Regions from separate parts of the Homo sapiens genome. Here regions 1 and 3 are each linked to region 2. Evidence: chromatin loops called from intact Hi-C (ENCODE). Cell type or tissue: heart right ventricle. All regions are shown on one strand. Each heading gives the region's core, and the rest is flanking DNA. Links, peaks and the distances in the headings are about the cores only.

Region 1 (3,436 bases), core at 35-2,534, 160 kb after region 2:
TTGATAAAAATGGAAGAAACCAGGAAACAGAAAAGATATCAAGCTTAAGGGTATAACAAAGCTGTTCTGGCTGAGTACAACACCTGACTTTGAGACCACTGGTAGCCAAGGCAAAAAAGGTAACATGTTATCTTTTTATCTGAAAGGGGGAGAAAAGATAAATTCAAAGGAAATTAGAAAGGATACTAAAATTTCCTTAACGTCTACTGTGTGATATAAGAGAAAGTGTCCTTAACACTGAGGCAGGAGAATCACTTGAATTCAGGAGGCAGAGTTTTAGTAAAATCAAATGGTTGTCAATCAAACTGACATAATTTCATAGTATGTACTATGTACATGACTGTCCTAACAAAAAACAAAATGAAGGCAGAAGTAGATTTTTAATTGGCTGTTTCATCTTTCATAAAAGCTAAGAACATAGTAGCAGAATGTAGCTTTCTGGAGGTGACGTGTAGAGGGGCCTGAGCTGAGGTCCAAGTATTTTGACTTGCTCAAAGAGTAGATTCAGAATTCCCAGTGAGAGGGGAGGAAGGAGAATGTTCCTTAAACTGTTTTCCTAAACATCTTTAAAAACAAACAAACAAACATGGTTTTTAATAGGAGCTCAACTGCAAATGCTAACAGGTAGTATTTTCTGTTAAGGTCCTGATGCATGCAAATGTATTGAGAAAGATTATACTAAATATTTTTCTCTTATTCAACCACAGGTTTTCAGAATATTGGATTTTATAGAACAAAATTTCCAAAAAGAATTTTGAGGGCTCCATGGATTTGTCCACTTTTTATTGTCAAGTGAGAACAATTTTTTTTTTTTTCCACAAAAAAGACTACTATCTAACTCTTACTATCCTTTCATAAAAGACATTTTAATACCAAAAAACTGCAGAGGACATAATCTCATAATAAAAGAGAAGTGATATAAATGAACAAATTTAGCTTCATGTAAGACTCTACAATAGTCTTCATTTTCACACTTTCCTCAGGGCCAGTGCAAACGGCATTGAGAAGGATTTAGGAACCTCTGACCTAGATTGTAAGTATCTTGCAGGCAGAGCCTAGCCCACAGACAGACAACTTTCTAACTTTTTTCATTCCTTTGCCAAATATTTGTACACTCAACACCATATAAAGTAGACTTTTTTGTTGTTGTTGTCGTTGTTGCTTTAGAGGGATTATTCATAAATTTCCTACAGTCCTCTGGAAAGTCCATATAACTAGCAGCTCCACTTTAGAGACAATAATGAGGGAAGGTCATCTAGTGGTAATACACGTAACTACAGGCTTTCCAAAATAATCTTTCTAGAATTCAGTTTCCAGGTATGAATTTTGGCTCAATGTAGGACTTCAAACACAACTTATTAAAGACGAAGAAACAAAATGTCCCGATTTCCAGTGCATTTCTGGGTATATGAAGGTACTCTTCTTGTTCATTCATTTTAGTGATTTTATTTATCACCTACTGTATTCAAACAGGATTTTAGGCAACTTACAAAGTATGCAATTCAAAGCTACCTTCTAGTTTTTGCTCATCACTAAAACAAAATAAAACTTAAAGTATGTACAGATGAGATCTGTTTAAAGGAATAATAATATGAAGCTAAAAGTGAAATCAGTGCCAAAATACATGTCACATGGTCTTTGTATTTGCTGGTGGTAGATCACATATTCAGCCTTAAGCTTTCCAGCAGACAACTTGAAGAGAGAAATCCATTGGCTTCCTAAGTTACAAATCCATAAAATTGAAAAAACCAAACAAGCCCAGCTTTAGAGAAGTCTAGGTTTGCCTAGTGCTGAGACAAGAGAGTAATCTCTCCCATGGTGCAGTAAAATGAACAATGCCCTCAGCAACAAGCTGGTAGTAAATACGATAGTGAGATGCATGAGTTCGGTTTCCTATAACTTCCTCTATATACGGCTGATGCATCGCTAAAGCCCCAAGCATAAAGGTAATTCCACAGAAGACTATAATGCTGTGGTCCAGGTATGCAGCTTCTGCCAGTCCTGCTTGGTCAGAACATATTCCAGGATATCTAGAGAAATGGACTAGATTGTAACAGTTTCAGGCAATCGCTATGGTAGATTACAAAAATGGCTATACCTGTTCATGCCTTTCCATATCAATTCCTGTGGAAATGTGACTTTGAAGCTCCTCCTGTGAAGAGATGATCACGGTCATGTATGAGATATAAGACCTCATGTTTAGAGGTCTTGTATCACCTCTAACCTGGGCACTACAAACTGAGGCTCAGACAGACAAACGGACTGCTCAGGGTCACATAGCATGATGCCAGAGATGCAAACCTATGTGTGACAGTCCCTTTGACATCCTAATGCCCACCTTCATAGCCATCGCTGCTGACTTAGTTAGTGAAAGGAGATTCAGGACCCAGTTATTGGTACCATGAGGATCCAGGTGAGGATGGATCCTTTTTAATTGGATGGATGGTACCTTTTTAATTATATGATCTTGGTTTAGTGTTTCCAAAACTTAGTGTTAGGTATCATGAGGATCTAGATGAGGGAGTCAGCATACCTTTTAATTATATGAAAAATAGTTTAGTGTTTCCAAGCCTCATTTTGCTTGTCAGCAAAAGGGGATGACAATAATATCTACCAGGGTTGTTGCAAGGTTCAAAACTTGAGCCTATCATAAATGTTTGCCATTGCATTGACACACAATAGGGGCTTAATAAATGTTGAATGCATACATGAAGGGATGCATTACTCTCTAAGGCATATACTTGAACTAAGGGCTGTGGCTCACCATCAGACACTACAATACAGGGTCAGTCAGCAAATATTCACTGACTGTCTACTGTGCACTGAGGTACTGCGATACAGTAGTGAGCTAGAGAAGTTCTGCGCTACTTTCTCAAGAATTGAAATTATGGTTTCGCCTCTTCAGTCAATACCCATCTGAACTGCAGGCATTCACTCCGACTTCTCTAAAATCCTCTATGGAACATTTTAAAAAGATTAAAAGCCCTTCATTCAACAGACATTCATTAGAATCCTTGCTTGTCCTAGACACTCCAGTAGGTGCTGGGGAAACAGCTAAAATCAAAGTAATCAAAGCGACACAATTAGTATTAAGTTACTAAATGAAGTCACAACTAGTGAGGCTGCAGGAAATCAATCAGAGCTCATATTGACATTTATTATAGCTCATAATCCTTCAGAAACAGTTGATTCATAACCTACCTCTACAGCAATGGAGAGCATATGAATGGAGCACATTGTAGAAGGGAAATTAGATTATCCTATTCCCCAAAGAGTAATTAATTTATACAGTGGATTTGAGGAAATATTTTTACATTAAAACAGTATGGTGTTTAACTTATTTCACAGGTGGCATTTGAGGGAAAAAGGGAACTATTGAATAGAACCAAACTGTGTAATTCACAAAGCACAGATTAAAGTTTTGAAAGGTCTAGAA
Region 2 (4,212 bases), core at 968-3,467:
CTCCCCAGTCTGTAGCAATCAGATAACCTGGTTATCCCGTCCAAAGTTCAGAGAAGAATGGATGGGGCGGGTTTGGCACTTGTGCCTTTATTTCCTCCTAGGGTAGGGATTGGACCAAGTAACCTCTCAGTGATATAACAAGCACAAAGTATGGTCACACAGGCCCTCCTCAGGTCACTGCCCAGGTGTGAGATCAGGACAATTATTAACTTACTCTTCCTAAGCTTCCATTTCCTTACTCTTAAAATAAGGCTAATAATAGTACTTCCCTCCAAGTACCTCCCTCTGTCATGAGAATTCAAAGAACTAATCTACGCAAAGAGCTCAGCACAGCAGTTTCTAAGCCCTTGCACACAGCAAGGACTCAATGTGTGTGAGCTATAATTACCATGAATACTTCTGCAGACCTTCCTATTTTAAGGAAGGAAAAGACTGCCTGCATTTGGGTGGTGGGCTCCATCATCCTCCGGTAGAGAAATGTCTGCAGACTCAGAGAGCAGTCCCATGCCCAGTGCCAGCCGAGAGAAAGCTGCCTGCTCTGTCCATAAGCAGAGCCCACCAGGAAGACTCAACATGGATTGTTAGGTGTGAACTCATTATTCTTGTCTTATAGGTCAAAGTATTATTAACAGAAACAAAAGGGGAACCAAGAGAAAAGGCATATAGTAGACAGATAATGGCCCCCTAAAGATGTCCACATCCTAATCCCTGGAATCTGTGAACATGCTACCTTACATAGCAAAAATGGACTTTGCAGGTGAGACTAAATTACAGATTTTGAGAAGGAGAGATTATCCTGGATTACTTGGGTGGGCCCAGTGTAATCTGAAGGGTCCTTATAAAGGAAAGAGAGAGGAAGATGAGAGTCAGAGAGGAGATGTGATGAGGCCAGGGTCAGAGAGAGATTTGAAAGTGCCACCCTGCTGGCTTTGAAGGTGGAGGAAGGGGCCAGGAACCAAGGAAGGCAGGTGGCTCCTAGAAGTTGGAAAAGGCGAGGAAGTGGGTTCTCTCCTAGAGCCTCTGGAGAGAGAGGGGCCCTGATGACACCTTCATTTTGTCCCAATGAAACCCACTTCAGACTTCTAACCTCCAGAGCTCTAAGAAAGTAAATTTGTGTTGTTTTTTCTTAATTTTGAGATAGGGTCTCACTCTGTTGTCCAGGCTGGAGTTCAGTGGTCTGATCACGGCTCACTGCAGCCCCAACCTCCTTGGGCTCAGATGATTCTCCCACCTCAGCCTCCTGAGTAGCTGGGATTGCAGGCACACACCACCATGCCTGGCTAATTTCTGTAATTTTTTTTGTAGAGACAGGGGTTTCATTATGTTGCACAGGCTGGTCTTGAACCTCTGGGCCCAAGCGATCCACCTGCGTCGGCCTCCCAGAGTGCTAGGATTACAGGCATGAGCCCCCTTGTCTGGCCTGGAAACTAGTATAAAGCATTTCAAATGTTGAACTGGCAGGGCAGACCCAGGATGCTCATGCCATTTTGGAATCGAGTGAATGAAACAGTCTCATCAGTGAAGGCTCAGACAAATGGTGAAGCCTGCTCCAATGTCAAGGCCCCTTGGCTTTGAAATATGCGTCCCTCAATTTTCTCTGTGTTGACCGAGAGACAGAGGGTGGATGCACAAGAATTGAGAGAGAGAAGGCTTTACAAGGAAATGACCAGAGTCCCCGGCCACAAGACAAGGGATTCTACCTGGTCTCCTGTGGGGTGGCACCTGGGGGCTGATGGCGTTGGTCCCCATGATCACGTACTCGTAGTGCACGCCTGGGTTTGGCTGCTGGTGTATCATCTGCTGACACAAAAATCAGTGTTACCGCACTTGGCACGTATGCACACCCCTTCTGGGTTTCAATGGCATTTGCAGAACTACTGAGAAATGACTGGGTTGGTTCACTCTAGTACGCATCCAGTAATATCAGTGAACCTGTGGCAGATTAAACAAAGTTATTCCTGGATGGCTTTTTGTCATTTACTTTTGAAGAATGAAGAACTTAGGCCGAGCAAATCAGAAGAAGACTAAGCTAAGAGTCAAGATTTTCTAAACTCCAAAGGAGAAGATGGAGCAACGGTAGCAGAACCTTTCTGTCCTTAGATTTTGCTCAGTGCTCTTGAAACATCCAACACAGATAAATACGTGTACACTGCAGGAGAACTGTTTTAACACTAGGTGGCGTGACAAAGTCATGCGAACAAGCAGCAGACCTCCTGGACAGAGCCACCCCGGGATGCTTTAGGTTCCCTCAAAGTTCTTGACCTGGCTGGTGAGGCTGGCCCCCAGGTCCCTCCCTCTTATTCAGGGAAAGCCCCAGAAACACAAAGACATGGGGCCAGGAAAACAAGTAGAAGCGACCCAACTCTTGCTGGGTCATATTCTCTTAGGAATGATGACAAAAATAGGATGGCAAGCAGGAATCTACGTAGGACTGTGGAAGTCAGCAGCTGAACATTGTCTGGGCTGAAAACATATTAAATGAGCATGGCCCAACAGAATACGTCCCTCCCTATTGGATTTAGAGCACACAGTCTTTGCTGCCCATGGATTTCCTGATGGGGAGCAGGGTGGTGGGCTAAACCCAGCAGCAGAATGAGAATCCACAGTGTAAATATGAGCCGTGCAAGGAGACACGGTCGGGTTTGATGTTTCTGTCTCTGCTGCTTTATAAAGCAGCTCTCCTATTGACCAGCTGTGTAACCTAGAGCAAGCCCCTTCACCCTGCAGTTTTTGATTTCTTCCTTGGGGAAGGAAGAGGTTAGAATCATGTCACTTTCAAAGGTCCTTTCCAGCTAGAAGCATCTCTGAGTCACTCCTGCATGGTGGGTCCTGTGTCTATTCTTCCTGTTTATGCCATGATCTCTTGCCACTCCCTACTGATGAAATGGGTCTTCATTTTATAAATTACCCAAAGGAAGGCAGACCTGAGAACCCCTGGGATTCTCCTACCCAGGAACCAATATCAAACCATCGGCGTTGCAGAAACGTGGTGGGCACTGAATCCCCAAGGGACACGGTTGTGTGACCTCAGGTTCCTGCTGTGTATCCCTCATCCCCTCACTCCCTTTTCACACAATCTTCCTCTCGGTCTGTGGCTGGAAATCCTCCCTCCCTCTCTGGTGCCTCTTCTGCCTGAGCATTCTGCCAGTGCAAAACCTTGTCCCGTTTATGAAATTGCTGTTGGCTTCCATTCCTAGACCACCCACAGTAGGCCTTTAACAACCTGAGTTTTTACCTCTGATGCCATTTAAAATATATTCAGATTCAACCAACCAACTGGACAGTCTAAAAAAAAAATCCAAAATAAACTACAACAAGGCTTCCTTTGTAATTTCGAGTCTACTAGGCCCAAGAGGAAAGGACATAGAACTGTGTGTAGGTGGAGAAGTAATGACAATGCAATTAATAATATTTCTAAAACTCTGACACAGCAAATATGTTAATCAGCTCAGCTTTGGGGACAGAAATAATGTGTATATTCATGGGTGATCTCAATCTTTTTATCAAAATGTTATTTCAAGCTTTTATGTCTTATCACCCTTTATTTCCTGGTCTTTTAAGAAGATTGAATTCTAGTGGTTTCCTTTGAACGTAAGGACCATTTAAAACTCTTGAGCAATTTAATATCTTAGTTTCACGTAAAAGAAATTAAGGTTTTGTCTTCTATGAAGCAGGGAGCTTCTAGTAAATCTCTCTACTGTGACTCTCAGCTTTATTGTTTCATCTGGAGGGCTCTGGAGCTCTCCTTTCTTCATTTGCTCTCAGAGTCTGAACAGGGCTGGGAGCTGGGAGCGGTCCTGCCTTCCTTTAGGCTCTTGCTTTCTTTTGCCATAAAAAGAAAACATGCCAAATTAGCAGTATAAGGAAAGTGCCTGGAGGAGATCCAATGCTCATGAAATAAAGGGCATGTTTTGCCTCTGATTTGGTTCAACAAGTAAAATTGGTTTTACTGGGTCAATAAACTCCGAAGGTAATAAGCATCTGGTGGAGTTGGAGGTTGCTGTGAGCTGGGCCCATTCAGAAGTAAAGGCAAAGATGAACGCCAAGCATTCAAGGAGTGCCTCCAACAGGCTCTGCTCAAAGGGTTTTTATTGAGTATGGGCAATGATTTGTTGCTTATTTGTTCAGAGTATGTTCCTTAGAAGTGACAAGATTCAAAATCCAAAGAACAGTCCAGAAACATCCAAACTCACGTAGACATCCAAGATCTCG
Region 3 (3,436 bases), core at 35-2,534, 180 kb after region 2:
ACCACTACCTAATTCCAAGACACTTTCATCACCATGAAAAGAAACCTTGTCTGTACCCATCAGCAGCTAAGATATTTATTTTTCATTTTGATAGGTTTTGCCATACTGTACCGTCAAAATTAAAGAACATCCACGCCTGTAATCCCAGCACTTTGGGAGGCTGAGGTGGGCGGATCACGAGGTCAGGAGATTGAGACCATCCTGGCTAACACAGTGAAACCCCATCACTACTGAAAATACAAAAACAAAATTAGCCGGGCGTGGCGGCAGGCACCTGTAGTCCCAGCTACTTGGGAGGCTGAAGTGGGAAAATGGCGTGAACCCGGGAGGCGGAGCTTGCAGTGAGCCGAGATTGTGCCACTGCACTCCAGTCTGGGCGACAGAGCAAGACTCTGTCTCAAAAATAAGAAAATTAAAGAACATCTTTTTGACCACACTTTGCAGAATTTATCATATTATTCCAAATATGGAATGTAGCAGATTTCTAGTTGCATCTCCCTCCCTGTCCCTACATATAACAATGTCTCATTGGTCTTATCTGAGAAGGTAAGTCCAAGTTCAAGAAAGAAAATGCAAGCCTCCCATTCCCACCTCCCCTTCCCCGCCATTCTGCTGCATCCTGCAAAGAAGCTGCACGTTGGCACGCTCCCCACGCTGACAAATGCCTCAAAAGTCCAGCTTGACTTTAAAAGTCCTTTACAGTCTTTTCGGGGATACGCCCCATCTGTACAAGTGTACACGACTGCCACCCTAACCTTGACTAAGACAAAAGGGATTCTCATGATCTCACTGTTCTGAGTTTAATGCTCTGGCAATGGGAAAATTAAAGAAGGCACAGTTCTTTTCTGTGTCTGTCCTCCAACCCATGCACTGACACCATACCAGGTTGTTCTGTCCTTGGACCACAGTCACCAGCACTGACAGTGCCAGCCACAGGACGCCAAACAAGGCTTGCTTTGCATCACAGCCCTCCTCTCCCCACCTGCCAGGTCCTGCTTATCTGAAAGGACCTCACACCCTAGAAAACTGACTGTAAACTGCTTCCCAGAGTGTGCCGCTTGGCTTCCAGCCCCACGTGGAGAACACAGCCCTCCAAGCGCCCCCAGGTGTATGACGCTTTCTTACCCATTCTTCCTTCTCCTCATGTGTTTTTAGGAACATCCAAAGGGAAGATAATTAAAACCTGCAAGAAAACCAGCTGGCAGAGAAAAGGAAAATCCTGGTGACTTAGTGACGACGCCACATGTTTATGGGTAAGTTTTGCAAGTAACACGACAATAAAAAAGAGGCTGTTATAAATAAATGCCACATTCTTCAAAGCTCTATATAAACTACATTCTTTTTAAGAGGTGGGGGCTACTCATACTCATGCTCCTTCCTCATCATTTCATTTCCAAGAAGGAAAAAGGAATCCTAATTGTATAATTTCCTAGGAGCTCAGGCGTTCTGGAGCCAACAGCACAGAAACACACACGCACTCACACACGCATGCACACACATGCACACACTAGGGGAAAGAGGGAAAGCAAGAAAGAAAAGAGGAAGAGGCCCAAGAGGATCTTTACTTAGCAAAGCAGAGTGGAACAAAGGGGCAGGAGGGCAGGCATCTCACTACCTCTGATCGGGTTTTCTAGCTATTCATGTTAAGCACACATACTTTTAACTCATAAGACAAAACCTCTGCCTTCCTCTCTCAAACGCTGAGCACTGTCTGAAAAGCACCAAGATTTGGGTGAGCCTGTATAATCCCTTTCATTTTTCATCTGCTTTGCTGATTGTCAGGTGAAGCAGAGCCATTTGCCACTCTGCATGTGACACAAGGCTAGGGGCACACAGATTCCGGCGTGGCCTTCCCCACGAGTCAGCTGTGTGCAGGTAACTAAAGCCTGCCCTTTGCTTGCTGTTAATAAGAATAATTGGCACACCACTGAGGGGCTGCTGGAGCACTGTGATTTGCTCAGTTCGGGGGTCTCCCCAGACCATATGTGCATGCAGCGGTGATAGAAATATTTTCCATATGAGCTCTCCTCTCGCCTGCTTAAATGCTCCAGGCTGAGTGAGGCCAGCCCATTTGTCATTCACTCTACACACGAAAAAAATCAACAGGGAAATTGCGAACTTCAACTACAACTAGAGGGCAATGGTCTGCTTTCAGCTTCCAGCATCACTCACCCATTCAGTTCCTCCTGCTCCCATTCAAGGGCTCAATCCCCCCACAGGCCCAGAAAATGTCTACAGAGCAGAGGACATGAGTAACTAATAAGTGAAAAGCCTACAACAAGTGACCCGTTGCTGCATGTCTCTGAGCTGCATGTCTGTTTTGAACAGAGCAACAAGCCTGCTGAAACCACAGCTAGCCTTGCAGCCGTGGGCTTGGGAGCACTCCCACTTCCACTCTTCTTAGACAAGGGAAAGTAATTACATTAGGCTTTCAGAGCCTGCTTGGTCCCTGACAAGGCTAACAAAAGGCAAAGCTGTGAAGTGGCCTCATGGCCTTTTTAGGAGATACACTTTTCATTTGGCTTTTCAAAGACGAAGATGGATGCAGGAGAAAGGCTGTCCTTTCGTTACTCAGGCATCAGGGTAAGGAGGGAAAGGAGTGGATGAGGGAAATACGTTGCAGGCTTGTTTGCAGGTGAGGGTGGATACACCAAGGTGCTTCCCTCTCTGGACTCAATGATCATCTATCCCAATCTCTTTGCCTGCATCAAAAACTGACTCCAGGAGGTATCACTGATGTTAAAAAAAAAAAAAAACTGTACCCAACAATCACATGAACTAAACCAGTAATAATAAATCATCCTCATGAACTTAAAATATGTCTCCCTGCTAAGGTACATCTGGGTACACTCCTAGCCCTGTTGTATATCATTCTCCCTCTTCAAATCTATGATAGAAAGTTAAGCACAGATTTTTCTAAGCACATCAAAGAAAAAAAAAAAGAGAGAAGTGTTGCAAAAGCAGGGAAGAAAAGCAATTCCCCTAGCATGTACATTCTCTCTGCAGCACTGGAGAAAAATTCTCAAAAGGTAACAGTCCCTAACGAAATCTGACATGGCACATCTTTTTTTTTTTCTGCTACAGCAGGAGAAGCGTGCGTGCTACAGGCATCTGTCACCAAGGCCAGAGCAACTTCCCAGTGTGGCAACTGCACAGACAGCTTCAAAATGACATTTTAGAAAGTATAAAATTCTTCAAGAAGAAAAGAAGTCTTCATATAAGAAAAGGCAAGAGAAGCCTACAAAAGTAATATAAAGCATTACTCTTTGCACCCCATAAAATTCCATTCCCTGATCCCTCTTGGTAGATAGAAGAGGAAATATAATGCTGAAAAAAAATACAACTTCTGACAAGATATTTTATTTGGCTTACCTCTCCCCCAGGTCTTGCTAACACTGCTGTTTGAACGTGGAGCAATGTTAATATCAGGTAGCTG

What was found. Peaks named below come from ENCODE experiments on the same cell type or tissue, not always from the same donor. Only the 100,000 strongest peaks of a DNase experiment are listed, where the experiment ranks them.
Region 1: it touches region 2 in a loop (7-fold over the local background); 43 of 110 quality-filtered maps call a loop at or near these places.
Region 3: a loop joins it to region 2, with 2.4 times the contacts of the local background. A loop is called at or near these places in 15 of 110 quality-filtered maps.

The regions. Positions count from the first base shown.
Region 1 is chr15:71,573,486-71,576,921 of GRCh38, reverse strand. The region is part of intron 7 of THSD4 (thrombospondin type 1 domain containing 4); the gene reads right to left. Among named protein-coding and RNA genes, the nearest start is that of THSD4-AS2, 120 kb to the left of the region's middle. In heart right ventricle, for the core only: a CTCF peak has its summit at 1,257; no DNase peak of the experiment used is centred there.
Region 2 is chr15:71,728,706-71,732,917 of GRCh38, reverse strand. It overlaps THSD4 (thrombospondin type 1 domain containing 4), which reads right to left. Exons shown (of 18, transcript NM_024817.3): 9 at 4,194-4,212; 10 at 1,701-1,797. Among named protein-coding and RNA genes, the nearest start is that of THSD4-AS2, 39 kb to the right of the region's middle. In heart right ventricle, for the core only: a CTCF peak has its summit at 2,172 (motif pointing right); a DNase peak (open chromatin) is centred at 2,229; H3K27ac peaks cover 1,254 bases.
Region 3 is chr15:71,547,418-71,550,853 of GRCh38, reverse strand. All of the region lies in intron 7 of THSD4 (thrombospondin type 1 domain containing 4), which reads right to left. Among named protein-coding and RNA genes, the nearest start is that of THSD4-AS2, 140 kb to the left of the region's middle. In heart right ventricle, for the core only: no CTCF peak of the experiment used is centred there; a DNase peak (open chromatin) is centred at 983; H3K27ac peaks cover 1,048 bases.